Linked DNA regions of Mus musculus: region 2 is linked to region 1. Evidence: chromatin loops called from intact Hi-C (ENCODE). Cell type or tissue: heart. All regions are shown on one strand. Each heading gives the region's core, and the rest is flanking DNA. Links, peaks and the distances in the headings are about the cores only. Region 1 has its middle 35 kb from the start of 1700028E10Rik. Region 2 holds the start of 5430435K18Rik (a long non-coding RNA gene).

Evidence for each region. A loop is a pair of places that touch in the nucleus more often than their neighbours do. Peaks named below come from ENCODE experiments on the same cell type or tissue, not always from the same donor. Only the 100,000 strongest peaks of a DNase experiment are listed, where the experiment ranks them.
Region 2: it touches region 1 in a loop (1.8-fold over the local background); 1 of 42 quality-filtered maps calls a loop at or near these places.

The regions. Positions count from the first base shown.
Region 1 is chr5:151,328,173-151,338,991 of GRCm38, forward strand. It overlaps a transcript of Stard13 not described here. Among named protein-coding and RNA genes, the nearest start is that of 1700028E10Rik, 35 kb to the right of the region's middle. In heart, for the core only: a CTCF peak has its summit at 5,011; no DNase peak of the experiment used is centred there.
Region 2 is chr5:151,246,564-151,257,382 of GRCm38, forward strand. It overlaps 5430435K18Rik (a long non-coding RNA gene), which reads left to right and starts at 6,060. Exons shown (of 2, transcript XR_868755.2): 1 at 6,060-6,093. It also overlaps a transcript of Stard13 not described here. In heart, for the core only: CTCF peaks have their summits at 5,956 and 6,695 (motif pointing left); no DNase peak of the experiment used is centred there; H3K27ac peaks cover 1,384 bases; H3K27me3 peaks cover 321 bases.

The DNA of each region.
Region 1 (10,819 bases), core at 893-8,892:
CTGGAAATCAGTCTGGCAGTTCTTCAGAAAATTGGACATAGTAGTACTGGAGGATCCAGCAATACCTCTCCTGGGCATATATCCAGAAGATGTTCTAACCGGTAAGAAGGACACATGCTCCACTATGTTCATAGCAGCCTTATTTATAATAGCCAGAAGCTGGAAAGAACCCAGATGACCCTCAACAGAGGAATGGACACAGAAAATGTGGTACATTTACACAATGGAATACTACTCAGCTATTAAAAAGAATGAATTTATGAAATTCCTAGGCAAATGCATGGACCTGGAGGTCATCATCCTGAGTGAGGTAACCCAATCACAAAAGAACTCACACAATATGTACTCACTGATAAGTGGATATTAGCCCAGAAACTTAGAATACCCAGATATAAGATACAATTTGCTAAACACATGAAACTCAAGGAAAACAAAGACCAAAGTGTGGACACTTTGCCCTTCTTAGAATTGGGAACAAAACCCCATGGAAGGAGTTACAGAGACAAAGTTTGGAGCTGAGACAAAAGGATGGACCATCTAGAGACTGCCATATCTGGGGATCCATCCCATAATCAGCTTCCAAACGCTGACACCATTGCATACACTAGCAAGATTTTGCTGAAAGGACCCAGATATAGCTGTCTCTTGTGAGACTATGCCGGGGCCTGACAAACACAGAAGTGGATGTTCACAGTCAGGTATTGGATGGATCACAGGGCCCGCAATGGAAGAGCTAGAGAAAGTACCCAAGGAGCTGAAGGGATCTGCAATCCTATAGGTGGAACAATATGAACTAACCAATACCTTCCCCGCCCCCCGGAGCTCGTGTGTCTAGCTGCATATTAATCAGAAGATATCCTAGTCGGCCATCAGTGGAAAGAGAGGCCTATTGGTCATGCAAACTTTATATGCCTCAGTATAGGGGAACGCCAGGGCCAAGAAGTGGGAATGGGTGGGTAGGGAGTGAGTGGGGGAATGTGTGGGGGACTTTTGGGATAGCATTGAAAATGTAAATGTAATAAATACCCTCCCCCCCAAAAAAGTACCTGTGAATGGCAGAACTTTCAATCTTCCTCCCCAAAAGTTATACCTACTGGAAGAAGGAACTGATTTGTTTTCTCACGTGTTCTAGGACCATCTGTTAACTGGCTTTGCTGGACAATGGAAAAGATAGTCCTCCCAGAAAACAGGGAAGGGCCACAGGCCATGTTAAACAAGCAACTCCCTGCTCTTCTTGCCCAGAAGCACTTTGACAATAGCTATAAAAGTAAGCTCATGGCTTTACCTGTTCTCTCCCAAATGGCTGCTTTATTGCTGTGATGCCTCTGTGAAGTGTCAGTGTTACAGGGACTCTTTAGCTAAAACTACATTTAGACCTAACAGAGAAAAATGATTCAACTTAGAGATTCTGTAAATAAAGTGGAAAGAGGGAAGGAGGTGATCCTTAAGAGTAATCTGTTTTCAAAGGGGACAAAGAGAAGGCATTCTGCAAGGTAGATGGATATTTGTACTTTATTAGTAAGAGCAGTTCTTGAAAGTTTTTGGAAATACATTACAAGATGTTAATGAATGTCAGGCAGTCAAGGGGTAGAAACAATGAGAGAGGTATTTAACTCATATTTTGTTCAGCCTAGATTCTAACTGGAAACTCTGTTGTTGTTCTTTTTTTTTTTTTTTTCTTCAAGAATGGGCACCTAATTGGAATATGTCTGGGTACTGTTTCTTCAGTCCTATTAAGGCCAAGGAAGGTCACATGGCCAAAGCCAACCAATAAAGGCTCTGGGAAGCTAGGTTGGGGCTACTGAAAAAATGCACTTCTGCATTTTTATTTAACTAAGAATTTCAGCTTCTGATATAACATAAAGCCAGAACCGCTGCTGGTCGCCTTTGCTGAATGGCCTTCCCTAAATGGAGCCAACATCCAGCTTATTGAAGCAGAGAAATAATGGAAAGTTTGAGTTCCTAGATCTGACTCATAGCTTTAGATGGGTTGGGATTAGGGAGAACTGGAGAGATGTCTCAGCAGTTAAGAGCACTGACTGCTCTTCCAAGGGTCCCTGAATTCAATTCCCGGCAACCACATGGTGGCTCACAACGATCTGAAATGGGATCCGATGTCCTCTTCTGGTGTGTCTGAAGAAACCTATAGTGTACTCATATACATAAAATAAATAAATCTTAAAAAAAATAAACAACAAAGACTAAAAAGAAGAGAAATAATTGGGGGAGTCACTGTAGCCTGGAATAGCATTAAAATATGGCAAAAGTTGTGAAGACCTGAATTAGGAAGTAATCTGCTTGGATCAAATGATGGGGGACCATAATTTGTTATTTGTAATTGTATCTAGTTTATACTCAAAGAGCTCTACATTTCTTAGAAGTACCAAGTGATAAAACCTGAAAGAAGTTAAAAATTAAAAGGTCTGAATAGTAATAATAAAGGAATGGGATCAGAAGTCGAATGCAAGTCTTAGGTTGGATTTTCAATCCAGTGCAATAGAGGGTTTGTCTTCATCTGCTGAAATAAAAAAACAAAATGGATATTAAAGAGTTCTTTGGTGTGCTTATATTAAAAGAAAGGCTTTGCCAGGTGATCCTGCTTCTGATAGTAAAGTCCATCTAGCTCTTCATCCAGTATAATCAAGATTCCTCAATAAAAGCATCACAACATGCACACGGGCTCTCTTCATGACAGAGAAAAAGCTGACTCTTCACAAAGCTTCTATCAAGGCAATTTGGAAGAAGACTTTGATGGAGTGGAGAACACACAGACTTTTTGACTCTCAGTTATGAAGCTTGATATTTGAGAATGCTTTGGAGATTACAATCCAGAGCTCTCAACCTGTGGGTCATGACCCCTTTGGGGTTACATATCAGATATTCTGCATATCAGATGTCCTGCATATCAGATATTGACATTATGATTAATAACACTAGCAAAATTACAGTTATGAAGTAACAGAATAATTTTATATTTGGGGGTCACCACAACATGTGGAACTATATTAGAAGGTCATAGTATTAGGAAGCTTGAGACCACTGGTTTAGAGGGAGGGTCTCATGTCTCTTGAGATTCATCCATCATTAACAGTAAGATGGTTTGGTTTACAGTTAAAATTGCACAGTGGATTAGAATAGTGGTACACAGCTATAATTCTTGCATATTGGAGACTAGGGTTGATGCTGTTTGCAAATTTGAGTTCAAGATTGTGTGTGTGTGTGATGTAAAATCACTGGCAATTAAAACCACACAACAAACTACCATCAATTAACCACCAAAACCAACCAGGGACAACTAAGAATTGCAGTTAGGGAGCTGACTGAAAGAACTACACTAAAAATTTTCATTTGAGGTCTACTTTGCTCTAAGAATCAAGGTTTTACCTGAAGAATTATGTGTACCATATGAGCCTACAAACAATAACTTCTAGGAACAAGAGATTCTTCTTTCTTTTAAATATTTATTATTATAAATAAGTACCCTGTTGCTGTCTTCAGACACACCAGAAGAGGGCGTCAGATCTCATGGGTGGTTGCTGGAATTTGAACTTAGGCCCTTCGGAAGAGCAATCAGTGCTCTTACTGGCTTACAGCCATCTCACCAGCCCAACTCTTAGACAAGAGTTAGAACTCTTAGAGAGAGAGAGAAAAAAAAAAAGAAACAAAACACAAAAGATTTTTGTTGCTGTTTTAAAGCGTTGTTTTCCTCCTATACCTTCCATTGCAGCCCAGATGTTCCTAGCTGCCTGGACTTCTGCTTTGCCTTCTGGTTATAATGCCTACAGAGGGATTTATTTCCATGCTTAATCACCATGATCCTGCTAATTTTTCTAGGGTGACCTGAGGCTTTTAATTAACCTTAAATAAATCCAGTGTGTTGTACTTTCTTCTCCATTCATAAGTTTCTTTCTTTACCTCTATAATTTTGTTTTTTTTTTTCTTACTACACTCACATCTGCCATTGGACCACTTCATACACAACGGAAAGTTCTGGCCAATGCCTCCCACCGAGAATAGGGCCTCCCAGCTGGCCAGGGTCCTCTCAACTCTCTGACAGGACACATTTAGTATTCCAGTCTTCACATCCCCACTGGTATTTGTCTCCTTAAAGGTAAGTAAGGAATGGATGAACACTTTTGGCTCCATTTCAAAATCTGTGCACTAAAGTCCTAACCACAAGCAATTCAAAATGTGAGCTGAACTTTTAAATGAACCATTGTAACCCATAAATATTAGTCACACTAAAGTAGGCTTCTAATCCAGTATGACTAGTGCTCACATCAAGACAATACTAAAGAGAACACTAGACACAGGAAGAATGGCAAAATGTAAGCAAAGGCAGAAATCTGCAGGATGATCCCACAAGCCAGGGAGGAATGGAAATTACCCAGGAGCTACAGAAGCTGGAAGAGGAGTTCAGGGAGGAGTCTGTCTTACTTCTCAGAAGGAACCAATCCTACGTGTACCTTGCTCTCAGACTTCCAGATTACAGAAGTATGGATCCATCCGTTTCTGTTGTGGAAGCCAGCTAGGCTCCAGAGTTTTAGTTGAGGCAGCTCCAGCAGAATAACCCAACAGCTACCTCTGTTCCTTACATGCATCATATTCACAGCTGGTTCTCATGCAACCACTGTGGAGCTAAGAATAGGGACAAAGAACATAGTCTAAAATATTCAACATTTGGCTCTTTACAAAGAGTTGGCTAATTAATTTGCAGCTTATCTGATGGACGGGGTGGGGAACAGGCATGAGGGTCATTCTGTCTGTTCCTTCTCTGAAAACTGCTTGCTGGTCATTTATAGGTTTCTCCTTCTTCCATAGAGACTTGACTTTCTCCTGCTGATTTGCCTAGGACCAGAAAGTTCTATTAAAAATTAAAGTATAGTGAAAATAAGAAGGCAATTTGGGATCCAGGACATGTTCTTCAACTTAATATTTTTGCTATCAGTGGAGTGTTTATTGTGATATCTTTCCTGCGCTTGTATATATTTCTCAGTTGGTCTCAAATCCGGAAGTGGGAGCTGTATATAACTCATCACCTTCCACAAACCTCAGCTTCTTCCTCTTCATAGCAAAAGAGTATTGGAAACACAATTTCCTTCTTGAAGTCTCTCCAAAAAGGAAGTGAGTGCTGACTTTTTTTTTTCAATTTGGTCATATCCTCTCTGAAGATGCAATTCTCATGACTCATTCTTAAAATACCACATGGCCACATAAAGCTACTTGCACTAATGTTCAGAGTTCAAATTCTTTTTCCAGGTACCTCTGTGTGTTTACAAGTATCTATATTTCCTTTTATGGACTAAACTTAAGTTACCATAGTGCTCTCCAATGATGAGTTTCCAGCATGGAGTTTTGCTTGAGGTCTGGTTGGTTAAACATTAACTCCATGCTATTATAAAAGCCTTTGCTTCTGTAATAATGAACACTCTCTTAATCCCCTGTCAGAAATGTTACTCATGTTGAGAAGGAAGAAACTTTTAAAGGTGAAAACAACAGGGATAACAAGTAGCAGCTTTGGAGCTTAGAAAAAATATTTTACTTAGTAATAGAAACATCTAGAAAGATACTAGGAAATATAATCTTTTCCCCTTAGTTTGTCATTCACTCAAATAACTTAATGATGCTTGTAGAAAATACCCATAGTATCCAGCTATCTCTGGTGTCCAAAGTGGGAGGCATGAGAGGGAAAGATTGAGTCAATAGTTAGCAAAGAACTTTGATATTCAGACAGAACAGTCTGGTTTTGACTCAATAGATATTCACAAAAGGTAACTGAGAAAGAATGGGTCAGTGTCAACTTTGGAATTCTTGTCTTGATCATCTAAAACTCTAAACTGCAGATTTGTCTAGCTGTGGGAGAATAGGTAAGGTGGGTCCAGTGGAGTCTATGGATATAGTTAAAGATATCCAGAAAAATAACTCACTCTAAAGAAGGTCACCTGTGTTTGAACATGGGGTCATTGGGAGGACCTGGGTTTTCTGACTTGATTGCTGGAAGAGGAGGCCATGAGAGAAAGCAAAGAGAGAAGAGCAGTTTCCTAAGGACTTTCATGAGAACGCTGTTCAATAGCACATGGAACAGGGAAGCTGGGTGCTGGGTGCTGGGTGTGGGGTAGAGCAGAGGACACTTTCCCTTCTTGGGCCTTTGTGGGTGGATTCTTTTTTTTTTTTTCCATTTTTTATTAGGTATTTGGCTCATTTACATTTCCAATGCTATACCAAAAGTCCCCCATATCCACCCACCCCCACTCCCCTGCCCACCCACTCCCCCTTTTTGGCCCTGGTGTTCCCCTGTACTGGGGCATATAAACTTTGCAAGTCCAATGGGCCTCTCTTTCCAGTGATGGCCGACTAGGCCATCTTTTGATATATATGCAGCTAGAGTCAAGAGCTCCGGGGTACTGGTTAGTTCATAATGTTGTTCCACCTATAGGGTTGCAGATCCCTTTAGCTCCTTGGCTACTTTCTCTAGCTCCTCCATTGGGAGCCCTATGATCCATCCATTAGCTGACTGTGAGCATCCACTTCTGTGTTTGCTAGGCCCCGGCATAGTCTCACAAGAGACAGCTACATCTGGGTCCTTTCAATAAAATCTTGCTAGTGTATGCAATGGTGTCAGCGTTTGGATGCTGATTATGGGGTGGATCCCTGGAAGCCCAGGACCAGATGGGTTTAGTGCAGAGTTCTATCAGACCTTCAAAGAAGATCTAATTCCAGTTCTGCACAAACTATTTCACAAAATAGAAGTAGAAGGTACTCTACCCAACTCATTTTATGAAGCCACTATTACTCTGATACCTAAACCACAGAAAGACCCAACAAAGATAGAGAACTTCAGACCAATTTCTCTTATGAATATCGATGCAAAAATCCTCAATAAAATTCTCGCTAACCGAATCCAAGAACACATTAAAGCAATCATCCATCCTGACCAAGTAGGTTTTATTCCAGGGATGCAGGGATGGTTTAATATACGAAAATCCATCAATGTAATCCATTATATAAACAAACTCAAAGACAAAAACCACATGATCATCTCGTTAGATGCAGAAAAAGCATTTGACAAGATCCAACACCCATTCATGATAAAAGTGTTGGAAAGATCATGAATTCAAGGCCAATACCTAAACATGATAAAAGCAATCTACAGCAAACCAGTAGCCAACATCAAAGTAAATGGAGAGAAGCTGGAAGCAATCCCACTAAAATCAGGGACTAGACAAGGCTGCCCACTTTCTCCCTACCTTTTCAACATAGTACTTGAAGTATTAGCCAGAGCAATTCGACAACAAAAGGAGATCAAAGGGATACAAATTGGAAAAGAGGAAGTCAAAATATCACTTTTTGCAGATGATATGATAGTATATATAAGTGACCCTAAAAATTCTACCAGAGAACTCCTAAACCTGATAAACAGCTTCGGTGAAGTAGCTGGATATAAAATAAACTCAAACAAGTCAATGGCCTTTCTCTATACAAAGAATAAACAGGCTGAGAAAGAAATTAGGGAAACAACACCCTTCTCAATAGTCACAAATAATATAAAATATCTTGGCGTGACTCTAACTAAGGAAGTGAAAGATCTGTATGATAAAAACTTCAAATCTCTGAAGAAAGAAATTAAGGAAGATCTCAGAAGATGGAAAGATCTCCCATGCTCATGGATTGGCAGGATCAACATTGTGGGTGGATTCTGAGATGCGTGTTGGAATAGCCTGGAGCTGGATTAGACGTGTGTAACACTTGATCTGCTTCAGTATGTTTGGAGTAGTTTTGTGCATCATGATGGGGAACAGGGATAGATAACACCATAGAGTCCCACCTGGACCATTAAAAACAAGAGAGAAAGAAACACCAGTGCCTGCCACCACATACCCAACAAATCCATGGTCCCCATGCCCTACCCTTACCAAGATTCCTAGGGCATAAAGACCTTGAGACTTACTGTGGTCTGAAATTGTAAGGATTGCAGTTCCTAGAACTGGGAGCACACCCATAAAGAGAGGATATAGTTAAAGTTATAGCTTCTACTTGTGAAGATGTCACAGAGAGATGAACACTGGAGGATGGTTATGTTAGGTATCAGCTGTGTGGCCTGGATCAAGTTATTCAAGTGTTCTGGCTTTAGTTTTTGTATTAGAAGAATATGATCTTTCCAATAGCCCAGCAAGGTCACCATGGAGTTAATAGAGAATTGGTATGTGGGAAACCTTCTTCTTTAATAAAGTCTTCTATTTGCATGGAATATTGAGGAGTCAGTATCCATAAAAGGATTTGAACGCACTGATATTTATAGGCTGTATCATCAAATAACTATTTATTTTAGTGTGAAATGCTTTTGTGTCTTCCTACACTACTCCTAAGAAATAATTTTCCCATGTTCACAATGGTCATAGAAAAGCCTAGACTGCTTGAAACAGCTGATTGAGAGGCATCCATAAATGCCTTGGAAAATGAAGCAATAGCTGACACACACACACACACACACACACACACACACACACACACACACAAATGAAGAGTAGAAAAGAAAGCCTTTGGGGGTAGTGGGAAGTTGGGTCATAAAAACACTGGCCTAAAATTAATATGTTTTAATAGAATATGGGACAGTCAGTGTCCAATCTCCCTGGTGGTGATGGCACTATTGGGGAAACTTAATTTTAAATTGTCTACCAATCTCTGACTTGCATGTCCAATGAGAGCCATGTTCACATCTATGAAGCCACTGGAAGCCCATACTCATGGTAAAATAAAAACAAAACAAAACAACAACAAAAAAACTGAATTATGGAACATAACATGTACTCATGCTAAATATATAACGAATGAGATGGCTTTAAAAATGAGTAATACATATTTTGATAAAAGAATCTGATTGTCCCCCAACAGGAAGGCAGATGTCCTGGTGTGCACTAAGTCCCCTTCACTCACTGAGGGGTCAAGTTTTCAACATTAATGATACTGTGAGATGAGGGATTTCCTCCCTCCCATAGCTCATCTTCACAGTCCTTTCTTTAAGGAATAACCCATGAATGTTTATGAGCCTGACAATGAACAAAGCACTTTATGTACACAAAATTCTTTCGTTTGCAGAACAGTGGCTGGGAGTGAGCTCAAACCCAGGAAGTCACTATGCATATTGACTTCAGAGTCTGCCTTTCCCTTTAGGGTTACACACTCATGGGAGTTAGAGTCACCTTTGGCTTTCACCTCTATTCCTATCCTGCTCCAGGTTGGAGCTGGTTTTCAGCTTGGAAAACCAAGACTATTCTTTTATTTAATTCCATGTTTGTCTTTTAATAAAACTTGACTAGCTTATATCTACCTGAATCCTCCTCAGTATTCTTCCCTATGCACGGGGAATCATCTTTATCTGGTCTATTCCCTGGAAATCACCCCAAAGTTAGGCAAGTCTCTCCATCTCTATTATTTCCTTCAGTCTTTTTAATTGCATTTGTTAATTTGTGTATTTGCAAGTGTAGGTGCACATTAGGAGGTTAAAGAACAACTTTTGGGAATTAGATCTCTCCTTTTCCCATGTGGGACCCAGATATTGGATTCAGGTCCTAAGGCTTTGAGGCGAGTACCTTTATAGGATGAGCCATCTTGCAAGCCTTCCCTTGTACTTTTAAAATGTCCTCCCTGATGTTGTGTTTATAAAAGGATAAAGAATAGCAGGAATATGTTTTGGTGGATGTGTAGTCAGGTAGGTATGGCAGAAGGGGGTGCCTTCTCGGGCCCATGCTAAAGCATCCCTTCCCCTAGAAGGACCAGCCACATGATGGTATAGTATAGAATAGTTAATTCAGGGCATTCGGGAGGGGAGTTGGGAGGGAAGGAGAGTCAGAAAAAGGGCAGAGAGAGAAGTGGGTGGGCTAGGGGAAAGGTAGAGAGAGAGAGAGAGGGAGGGAGGGAGGGAGGGAGGGGGAGGGAGGGAGAGAGAGAGAGAGAGAGAGAGAGAGAGAGAGAGAGAGAGAGAGAGAGAGATGAGGGGACAGAGCAGGAGCAAGAAGGTAAGAGCAAGTGAGAGTGGAGTGAGCAAGTAGCCCCTTTTATAGTGAGTCAGGCACACCTGGGTGTTGCTGGGTAACTGTGGGGTAAAGCTCAGACAAAATGCTAACACCTGGTACTCTGGAAGACTAGCTCTCCTAGAAACTCTCCTTCCTATGCTATCCCAGAGAGCTTCTCCCATACATGTGCTGCATGTGGCTGTGGAACACTTGGGATATGCTGAACACACATTCAACTGTAAAGTCTTAGAATTAGGAGAAGAAAATATCTTATTAATAATTTTGTGTAGTTATTTGGTGGAATTATAACTTTTATTTCACCTGTTGTTTTTCCTTTTTAATTTTTTTTGAGGCAAGATCTCACTTTGTAGCATAACTGGCAATTATAACTTTTATTTTACCTGTTGTTTTTTCTAATTTTTTGAGGCAAGATCTCATTTTGTAGCATAAACTGGCCTTGAACTCATAATTCTTGAATGTCGTCTCTAATCATAGAGGTGTGCCACCCTAACTAGCCTTTTTGAAAAACATGTGTGCTAGAAATTTTTCTTTTTCTTTTTTTAAGATTTTATTTTTAATTTAAGTATATTGGTACACTATCATGTCTTCAGACACACCAGAAGAGGACTTCAGATCCTATTACAGATGGTTGTGAGCCACCATGTGGTTGCTTGGAATTGAACTCAGGACCTTTGGAAGAACAGCCAGTGTTCTTAACCGCTGAGCCATCTTTCCAGCCCTGAAAAATTTCAATATCGTGAGTAGTTCTACTTAAACTCCCATGGGTAGTGCTGACATAGTGCCTT
Region 2 (10,819 bases), core at 1,287-9,286, 81 kb before region 1:
AGTCCAAAGGACTTAATTTATGACCATTTTTTTTATATATAGCATATGCCATACATAAAAGAGGAATGTCTCCAGTTCTCTTTGGATATTTTGAAAAATTATTTACAATAAAGCACATGTATTGGTAAAAGCATCAAGCTGTGTTTTTAAGCCTGAAAACAATTCTCTGCCTTAAACAATTAATCAGTGCCACCTAGAAGCTGATTTCCATTAAATTCAGTCTAAGAGAGCTGCGTCCCAGGAAACTGCTGTAGATATTGATAAGGAGTCAAAGGATCCCTTTCCAGAGATGGGCAGTGTTTAAAACGAAAGAATTCAGATAGGAAAACCAATAACATTTGTCTCACACATCAAGAGCCTTTCTTTGCAATTTAGTTTTCTGGAGAGTTTTACCGTTAACTTTCTGTCCACTTGGTCGCTTCTGCTCTTGTTCAAGGTCAGGTGACAACTGGCCACCTGTCTAGTAAGCTTTTACCTTGTTATATAATGTAAATCAATTAGAGAGCGTTTGGGAGCACACTCGGCTCTTCTCCTTGGTGACTTCCCTCAGCCTGCTGTCAGTACTTTAGTGGCATGTAGTAGGCGTTTCATGTCAAGCTACACTTCAGAGGGTTTGCTGTTTTCTGTGGCTTTAAGAACAACATAACCTCTTACACAGTATGAGGTGATCCTGTCACTTCAGATATATGGCCCTTAGAAAAGGAGCCCAAAGGCAGCTGTGAGAAAACACCTCCCCTTCCTGATAACAAGGTCTGGGGTTTCCTTTTCTGCCTCCTCCTGTTTGGTGCTGCAGGCGGCTCTCTACTTCAAACACTTCATGGCTTTCTACTTCAAACATGGCTAATATCTGCTCCCACTTCCGCCTAGGAGTCCCTGACAGCTCTTTTCAGTGTGTCCCCAGCTGTGTGGCAATGGAATGAGCCTTTCCCCCAGCCCTGCACAGTTTCTATAACATAAGTAAAGTTCAATGAAATGGCATTTGAAAACTGCAGCTCAATCTCGTGTATGGGACCATTCACCTTTGTGTACCTCGTATGTACCCGACACCGTGGGAGGCAGGCAACTCGGCGGTACTGATGTAACAGGGCTTTTCTTCCTGTGCTTTTATACAGTAAAAGAAATGAGGTCTAAGAGGGAACACATGTATCCTGTCTCCTCTTTACTGTTTTCAGAAGGAAGCAACAGCTAAAACAACAGGCAGGAAAGGCCATGGGAACCTCACACACAGTAAATGTTTATTAGACATCCAAGATTTCCTGGGTTCTCCACGTGGTTCTGGGGATAGCAACAGAAGTATTAAGGAACCCGTGTTGTGAAAAGTCTTAAGAATAGAGAAAGCTTTGATAATGAGAGCCATTCTGGACACAATTAGGTAGAGGCTGTGGACAGAGAAGGCAGCTCACAAGCGTCACAGGAAGAATGTATGGGTTAGCAGACAAGAGACACCCCAGTCTCCAACTGGAGGGTCTTCTGGCCCATTTTCTAATGCCAGAGTGGTACCATAGGCTGGGGGATTTATAAAGAAAATAGAGGACTGGTGGTTAGAGAGTCCAAGGTGAGGAGTTTGTATCTTGTGGGCGTTATTGCTGATGAGTCTCAAGATGGCCTAAGCATTACATGGTGAAAGGGATCCAGATGGTGAGATGAGTCAAACTGGCCTTTGTAACGGGGTTACTTTGGGGGTAAACCCATTAATCCTTGAGCAACAAAGTTCTCATGGCCTAATGACCTCTTAAAGGGCCAATGTAGTCTCAGCTCTTATTACCCAACAATAGGAATGAGGTTTTACATGAATTTGGTGGGAATCTTTAAACCACAGAAGAACCTCCTGAATGTTCTCTGTTAGAGATGTTATTGACTCCATCCCAACACACACACAGAGGCACAGCTAGACAGTCAGACCAACAGACACACACACATCCCACAGAGAGGCACAGACAGACCAACAGACACACACACATCCCACAGAGAGGCACAGGCAGACACACAGAAATACACACACACACACACATAGACACACACACACACACAGCCCACAGAGAGACACAGACAGATACACAGAATTACACACACACACCAGAGAGACACAGACAGACACATAGAATTACACACACAGATAGACAGACTGGCAAACACCCCCCCCCCCCACAGAGAGAGACACACCCCACAGAGAAGCACAGACAGACACACAGAATTACACATACACACATAGAGGGGCACAGATAGACCAACACACACACACACACACACACACACACACACACACACCCCTACACAGAGCTAATGGCATCTTAATGACAAGCTATCTTATCTGCCCAGCAGGGCTGGCATGTAAGTGGGGTTGCCAGACACGGATGCCTGATTTAACTGGAGTCTACAGTAAATAAATACTTTCACTTTACATATGCACACTACATTTGTACTGACACTCTGCATTTTCATCTGATCATGCTGAGATGGACGGGCACCTTTGCTTCCCTTCAGCTGCACAGTCTTGAAGGACTTTCCTCCACGTCTACTAGCTTCTGCAAACACTGCGCTGCTGCTTGGCAGGCACTCTGCTCTTCTCTGTGTTGCAGATGACGCAGATGCAAATGCAGATGCAGATGCAATCCTACCCATTTTATCTCCAGAGCTAAAATAAAGCTAGCCCTTGGCAATGAAGCACACCTCTCTCACTCATTTTTTTTTCCTTTAAAATACCTTCAAAATTATTTTGATTCTGTTTCAGTGCACTTGACATCACACACACACACACACACACACACACACACACACACACACACACGCACACATGGGCGGGCCTACTCCAATAAAGCCCTCACGTTCAAGGAAGTTTTCTAAATGGGTAGGCATTCATCTATCCTGAGCAGTTAATGGTCTGGAAACAAATTTATCTGTTGAAAGCAAATGGAAACAACCTGTGGACAGGATTTGACCTCCAGGCAACTGTTGCCTCTTTCACTTTGTTCACTACTCCAAGCCCTTCTCTGTGGAGAAGAAAACGAAGGATCACATAATTTTAAAAATGTATGCATACGTTCACAAATCCATATATGTCCAGCATATATGTCTTCTTTAGGGATTTTTATGAAGGAAGATGGCAGATGCTTGCCTTTCTTTGAATGTTCCTTGTCATTAAGGGAACAGAGGATCCTGGTGCTTGGCCTATAGCCATCGCTCAGTAAATATCCGTTAGATGGTTTGAGTTATTGATAGACTCACAATTTTAAAATTCTCCCATATTTTCAGTTCAGTATTGAAAAGATGACCCGTCAGAATATGCGATGCCATACACACGCCTCTGATCTTGCTCAGTTGGGCTCTGCTAGGCTAGAGATGCTTCCTGGGAGGTTCTGTTCTTGTCTGTAAAACAGGAGTAATAATCTTCTCTCACCTCTCAGGATTATGAGACCAAACAAGCTCATAGTCACAAAGTGGCTGGAACAGGACCTGGCACGGCTAACTGTCAACCAAGTCATCTCTTTTGAATTAATCTAGTACTAGTAATTATGCTTACCACTTTGGACTCTCCTGGAAGTAGGAATGAATTTGAGTATTGTAGGAAGCTTTTTCTTCCATTGAATTTCAAATGACAATGTCATGCCTCTGGTTTGAATAGCTGGAAATAATGTCTGTTGGTTTGCTTAGTTTCAGAGAAGCGCAAGAATTAAAACAGCATGAAAAATTGCTTACATCATTTTACCTAATTTGAATTTCAGCTGCTGTGTCATCCTTGTGGTGGTTTGAATGAAAATGGACCCCATAGGCTCATAGGGAGTGACCCTATTAGGAGATATGACCTTGTTGGAATAGGTATGGTCCTGTTAAATGTATCTATCACTGGGTTGGGCTTTGAGGTTTCAGGATCTCAACCTAGGCCCAGTAGCTCACTCTTCTGCTGTCTGAGGAAACAGATGTAGAACTCAGCCCCTATCTAGCACTATGTCTACTTGCATACTACTGTGCTTCTCACCATGATGATAATAGACTAAACCTCTGAACTGTAAGCCAGCCCCAATTAAATGCTTTTCTTTATAAGAGATGCTGTGGTCATGGTATCTCTTCATATGTGATATCTTAAACCATTATGAGAATAATCCCAAAGAAATGGTTTCATATAAATATCTGTCCAAAAGTTTCACTCCACGTTTAGATAAACTGGTCATGAAATATGATAACCACTATCAGATGGCTTCCCAACAGGCCATCTCCCTTCTGCAACAGCAGTGCCCTGATCATGGACATTTTTCAGTGCTATCAAAGCTTGTCTGGTAACTCTGGTATATCTGAGTGTGCACTACGGAAAAAGCAAGCCTCCTCCCTTCCCATATCTGCTTGGATTCCTCTTCTGTTAATGCTTCCACCCTTCCTGGAAAACTAACAAGTGTTCTCCTTGTATCTGCATTTCCAACGTTCTAAGTGTTAACTTTAGATTGCTCTTGTTAAGGATTTCATGCAAATCCTTTATCTTTTTGAAACTTCAAATGCTCTTTTTCACTGCAAAATTTGAAGTGAAGAGAATGCCAACATTTGGAAGAGAAACAAAATGTCACTTCCATCATCATACTTGATTTATGGAACTATTGATGTGAAAAGAAACTAAACACTAATAGTAAAAGAGCATTTGAAGTTTCAAAAAGAAGGTAAGGTGCGTGCATCTGTTGGTCTTGAGCTTTTGATTGGTTGTATATTGAATATAAAAGGTGGCAGTTGTTTCTGAGACTGGGCCTTTTGTTTTACGTTTCTTTGAGCTTTAACTGGAATTTGAATGGAGATAAAGTCTTTACGACTACAACATCTCAATTTTTAGCTTGGAAATAGAAAATATCAGTATGTACAAATTTAAATTGAAATTGGGACCTCCACCGTGAAAATATATTTGAAACCATACAAGTTCTGTCATGTTTCTCATTGCAAAGGAAGAAAACACTGAGTGATAGTGAGTTTGATGGGCTGACCTGACATTATGTAGCTTTCCAGGGGTAGCCAAGGGTAAGAACTCAGGGATCAGGGACCGCTCTACTGCAGCATCTGTTGTGCCATTGAAAGCTGTCTTCTTCCAAGTGCCTTTTTAATTTTACTATAAACTCATCAGATAAGTGACCCAAAACAAAGGTTAGTTTGCGATACAAAGGTTAGCGATTCTGCAGCAGCTTAGTTGGAGGTGAGTCGGGTGAGGCAGCGTGAAGCATTAGATAAGAACAAGAAGGAACACTTGACAGTTTAGTGTGTCTGAAAGGCCACAAAGAGTTCATTCCAAGTGGATCACTCATCAGAAGTCAGAGTCTGAGTCAAGAGGGACTCATGGCAAAAAAGCTAGATATGACTGTGGTTAATGTTCCCACATACACCCTTCAAGTACGCCTACGTATGTGCATGAATGAACCATTATTAATTCCCGTCTGTATTAACCCGATGGAAATTCTGTTGGTGAACTACAGTCATGAAGTAGTAATGTTTTGCACTAAAATTTCTATTTGACTCATTCTTTTGAACTGTTTTACAATTCAGAATAAAATTGACATCAGGAAGGCAATTTCAAGCGCCTTCCAAATGACTTTCTCTTGTCTGAATGTCTATTGTTAAAAAATATATATATATATATAGCATAAACAGACCCTTTGTTAGGACACTGCGGCAATGGCTCAACAGAGTTTTAATGTAATCCTTTCAAATGGCACCATCTAGGGTGATCAGAGTTTCCATTACGCTCTGTGTACAGAGGACACCGTGACAGCAGAGTACAACCCATATGACTCCGTGACCTGATGGTAACTTGTGGGAGAAAACCATAGAACTAAAAATAAGTCAGAGCGCTGAAGGGGGTAGAAACAAAAAGACTGCAAAGGCAAGCTTCTGGTGCTTTCCTGGACCATCCAATAGCCAGACGACACGATTCAGAAACTGCGAAAACCCACAAGCTCTTCCTTGTTAAAGCCTCACAGCTATGGGCTCACTGATGTCTCTAGCGGCAGAGACCAGCAGGTCCCAGCAGGACCCAGCAGGACCCAGCAGGACCCAGCAGGACCCAGCAGGACCCAGCAGGACCCAGCAGGACCCAGCAGGACCCAGCAGGACCCAGCGCTCAGGGTACATCATGCATCCTTATAAACACCCTTCCCGAGTCTTCCTTCAGACTCGCTTTCTTTCATCTTTTGACCATGGAACAGCTCCTAGCTAAATTCAGCAATGGAAATGTTCGTATGCTTGCCCCATAAGTAATTTTTTTCATCTCTTTCTTGCTGGAAAACAGGAATATCCAAAGGCTCTTTGTAGAAGAGTCGTGATTCAAAACCCAAGGACAATGGCAAGCGGTTGTCAGTACACATGTTTGCAGTTTCCTTTGTCTCCCCTGACAAAACTTGAGCGGGAGGGGGGGGGGCGGGGGGTGTGATCCGTTATATTTGGACTTCTTCAGTTCTGGACTTGATAGCTGACAACTTCAAAGCGAACTTATTTTATATTTTGTCAGACTTTGTCATCAGCTTAAGCACAGCGATGCATCATTATTTTTGAATTAGATTAAAAATATAAATATTGGGCTGGAGAGTTGGCTCAGTAATTAGGGCTGTGTACTGTTCTTTCAGAGAATCCAAGTTCAGTTCCCAGATGCCACATTGGGTGGTTCAAAACCACCTGCAACTCCAGCTCCAGGTAGATCTATGCCCTCTTCTGGTCTTGGTGGGCACTGTTGCATACACTCACACATCTCTCATATCCACATATACATAATTAAAATAAAATCATATAAAGGTGGAGAGAGTCCAAAGAGCATTGCAAATTTCTATGTTAGAAAATTCCTGTGTTAGCAGTTATAAAATAAACTGCTTATTCTATCAAAGGTTACCATTAGAACTATGCAGAACCCTACACAGTGCCAGGAAATGTCTGTAAAGTATGTCTGACACATGAAGAACCCCTTCAATTCAACAACAAAATCATCCCCCTAAACAAAAGATTTAATAAACATTCATGTAGAACAGTGGTTCTGAACCTTTCTAAATCTGCACCCCTTTAATACAGTTCCTCATGTTGTAGTGACCTCTAACCACAAAATTATTTTTATTGCTGCTTTATAACTGTAATTTTGCTACTGTCATAAATCATAATATAAATATTTGATATGTGACCGCTGTGAAAGAGCTGCTTTACCCCCAAGGGTCTCAGCCAGAAGGTCGAGAGATACAGATCTAGAGAGATGTAAATGGCCAACAAGTACACAAAAAGATGCTTATTGCTAAGATTAAGATTATTATCGCTACAAAAATTCAGGTAAAACCCATAATGGCCTCATGCACTCAACTACTATTATTAAAATCAGAAGATGGTAAGTGTTGGTGAGGGTGTGATAAAGCTGGAATTCTATGCATGCATAGTGAGAGTATAAAATGGTTTAGTCACTATGAAAGGCAGTAAAGACCTCCTCCCCAAAAGTAGATTCACAACACATATGATGTAGCAACTCTAGTCCTGGGCATGTACATTAACTAACTCTGCTATGGCAGCGTTTATGTAATCAGAGGATGTCACAATGAGCTGGGGGAAGGTTTGGTTCCACTTCATTTGAACACCATTTATTGGCATTTAGTGCCATGTTCTCTGCTAAGGGCCAAGAATGGAAAAGGAATACAATAAGCTCCTTATACTCAAGGACATAATTCCTTTTTTTAAAAAAATATTTTTATATTATGTATTTTCCTCAATTACATTTCCAATGCTATCCCAAAAGTCCCCCATACCCTTCCCCCCCCCCACTCCCCTACCCACCCATTCCCACTTTTTGGCCCTGGCGTTCCCCTCTACTGGGGCATATAAAGTTTGCATGTCCAATGGGCCTCTCTTTCCAGTGATGGCTGACTAGGCCATCTTTTGATACATATGCAGCTAGGGCCAAGAGCTCCGGGGTACTGGTTAGTTCATAATGTTGTTGCACCTACGGGGTTGCAGATCTCTTTAGCTCCTTGGATACTTTCTCTAGCTCCTCCATTGGGGGCCCTGTGCTCCATCCATAAGTGTGAGCATCCACTTATGTGTTTGCTAGGCCCCGGCATAGCCTCACAAGAGACAGCTATATCAGGGTCCTTTCAGCAAAATCTTGCTAGTGTATGCAATGGTGTCATCGTTTGGAGGCTAATTATGGGATGGATCCCTGGATATGGCAGTCTCTAGATGGTCCATCCTTTTGTCTCAGCTCCAAACTTTGTCTCTGCAACTACTTTCATGGGTGATTGTTTCCAATTCTAAGAAGGGGCAAAGTGTCCACACTTTGGTCTTCGTTATTCTTCAGTTTCATGTGTTTTGCAAATTGTATCTTATATCTCAGGTATACTAAGTTTCTGGGCCAATATCCACTTATCAGTGAGTACATATCATTTGAGTTCTTTTGTGATTGTGTTACCTCACTCAGGATGATGCCCTCCAGGTCCAACCATTTGCCTAGAAATTTCATAAATTCATTCCTTTTAATAGCTGAGTAGTACTCCATTGTGTAAATGTACCACATTTTTTGTATCCATTCCTCTGTTGAGGGGCATCTGGGTTCTTTCCAGCTTCTGGCTATTATAAATAAGGCTGCTATAAACATAGTGGAGCATGTGTCCTTCTTACCAGTTGGGACATCTTCTGGATATATGCCCAGGAGAGGTATTGCTGGATCCTCCGGTAGTACTATGTCCAATTTTCTGAGGAACTGCCAGACTGATTTCCAGAGTGGTTGTACAAGCCTGCAATCCCACCAACAATGGAGGAGTGTTCCCCTTTTTCCACATCCTCGCCAGCATCTGCTGTCACCTGAATTTTTGACCTTAGCCATTCTGACTGGTGTGAGATGGAATCTCAAGGTTGTTTTGATTTGCATTTCTCTGATGATTAAGGATGCTGAACATTTTTTTTTCAGGTGCTTCTCAGCCATTTGGTATTCCTCAGGTGAGAATTCTTTGTTTAGCTCTAAGCCCCATTTTTTAATGGGGTTATTTGATTTTCTGGAGTCCACCTTCTTGAGTTCTTTATATATATTGGATATTAGTCCCCTATCTGATTTAGGATAGGTAAAGAACCTTTCCCAATCTGTTGGTGGCCTTTTTGTCTTATTGACGGTGTCTTTTGCCTTGCAGAAGCTTTGCAGTTTCACGGGGTCCCATTTGTCAATTCTTGATCTTACAGCACAAGCCATTGATGTTCTATTCAGGAATTTTTCCCCTGTGCCCATATCTTCGAGGCTTTTCCCCACTTTCTCCTCTATAAGTTTCAGTGTCTCTGGTTTTATGTGAAGTTCCTTGATCCACTTAGATTTGACCTTAGTACAAGGAGATAGGAATGGATCGATTCACATTCTTCTACATGATAACCGCCAGTTGTGCCAGCACCAATTGTTGAAAATGCTGTCTTTCTTCCACTGGATGGTTTTAGCTCCCTTGTCGAAGATCAAGTGACCATAGATGTGTGGGTTCATTTCTGGGTCTTCAATTCTATTCCATTGGTCTACTTGTCTGTCACTATACCAGTACCATGCAGTTTTTATCACAATTGCTCTGTAGTAAAGCTTTAGGTCGGGCATGGTGATTCCACCAGAGGTTCTTTTGTCCTTGAGAAGAGTTTTTGCTATCCTAGGTTTTTTGTTATTCCAGATGAATTTGGAGATTGCTCTTTCTAATTCGTTGAAGAATTGAGTTGGAATTTTGATGGGGATTGGATTGAATCTGTAGATTGCTTTTGGCAAGATAGCCATTTTTACAATGTTAATCCTGCCAATCCATGAGCATGGGAGCTCTTTCCATCTTCTGAAATCTTCTTTAATTTCTTTCTTCAGAGACTTGAAGTTCTTATCATACAGATCTTTCACTTCCTTAGTTAGAGTCACGCCAAGATATTTTATATTATTTGTGACTATTGAGAAGGGTGTTGTTTCTCTAATTTCTTTCTCAGCCTGTTTATTCTTTGTGTAGAGAAAGGCCATTGACTTGTTTGAGTTAATTTTATATCCAGCTACTTCACCAAAGCTGTTTATCAGGTTTAGGAGTTCTCTGGTTGAATTTTTAGGGTCATTTATATATACTATCATATCATCTGCAGAAAGTGATATTTTGACTTCATCTTTTCCAATTTGTATCCCCTTGATCTCCTTTTGTTGTCAAATTGCTCTGGCTAGGACTTCAAGTACAATGTTGAATAGGTAGGGAGAAAGTGGGCAGCCTTGTCTAGTCTCTGATTTTAGTGGGATTGCTTCCAGCTTCTCACCATTTACTTTGATGTTGGCTACTGGTTTGCTGTAGATTGCTTTTATCATGTTTAGGTATGGGCCTTGAATTCCTGATCTTTCCAAGACTTTTATCATGAATGGGTGTTGAATCTTGTCAAATGCTTTTTCCGCATCTAAGGAGATGATCATGTGGTTTTTGTCTTTGAGTTTGTTTATATAATGGATTACGTTGATGGATTTCCGTATATTAAACCATCCCTGCATCCCTGGAATAAAACCTACTTGGTCAGGATGGATGATTGCTTTAATGTGTTCTTGGATTCGGTTAAGGACATAATTCCTAAAGGCACATTATTTAATAGTCTATGACCAGTGCTATGATAAGTCTGTGCAGAACAAAGAAGGAAGGCTCTTTGTTGTTATTGTTTAACTTTTTATTGTATGTATATGAGAGCTTGGTTGCTCTCTCTCCCTCTCTTCCTCTTCCTCCTCCCTTCCCCTCCCTTTTCCCACCCCGTCCTCTTTCCCCTTCCCCCTTCTCTCTATGTATGTATGTATGTATGTATGTATGTATGTATGTATGTATGTATATATGTATGTTATAGTCTAACTTATTTA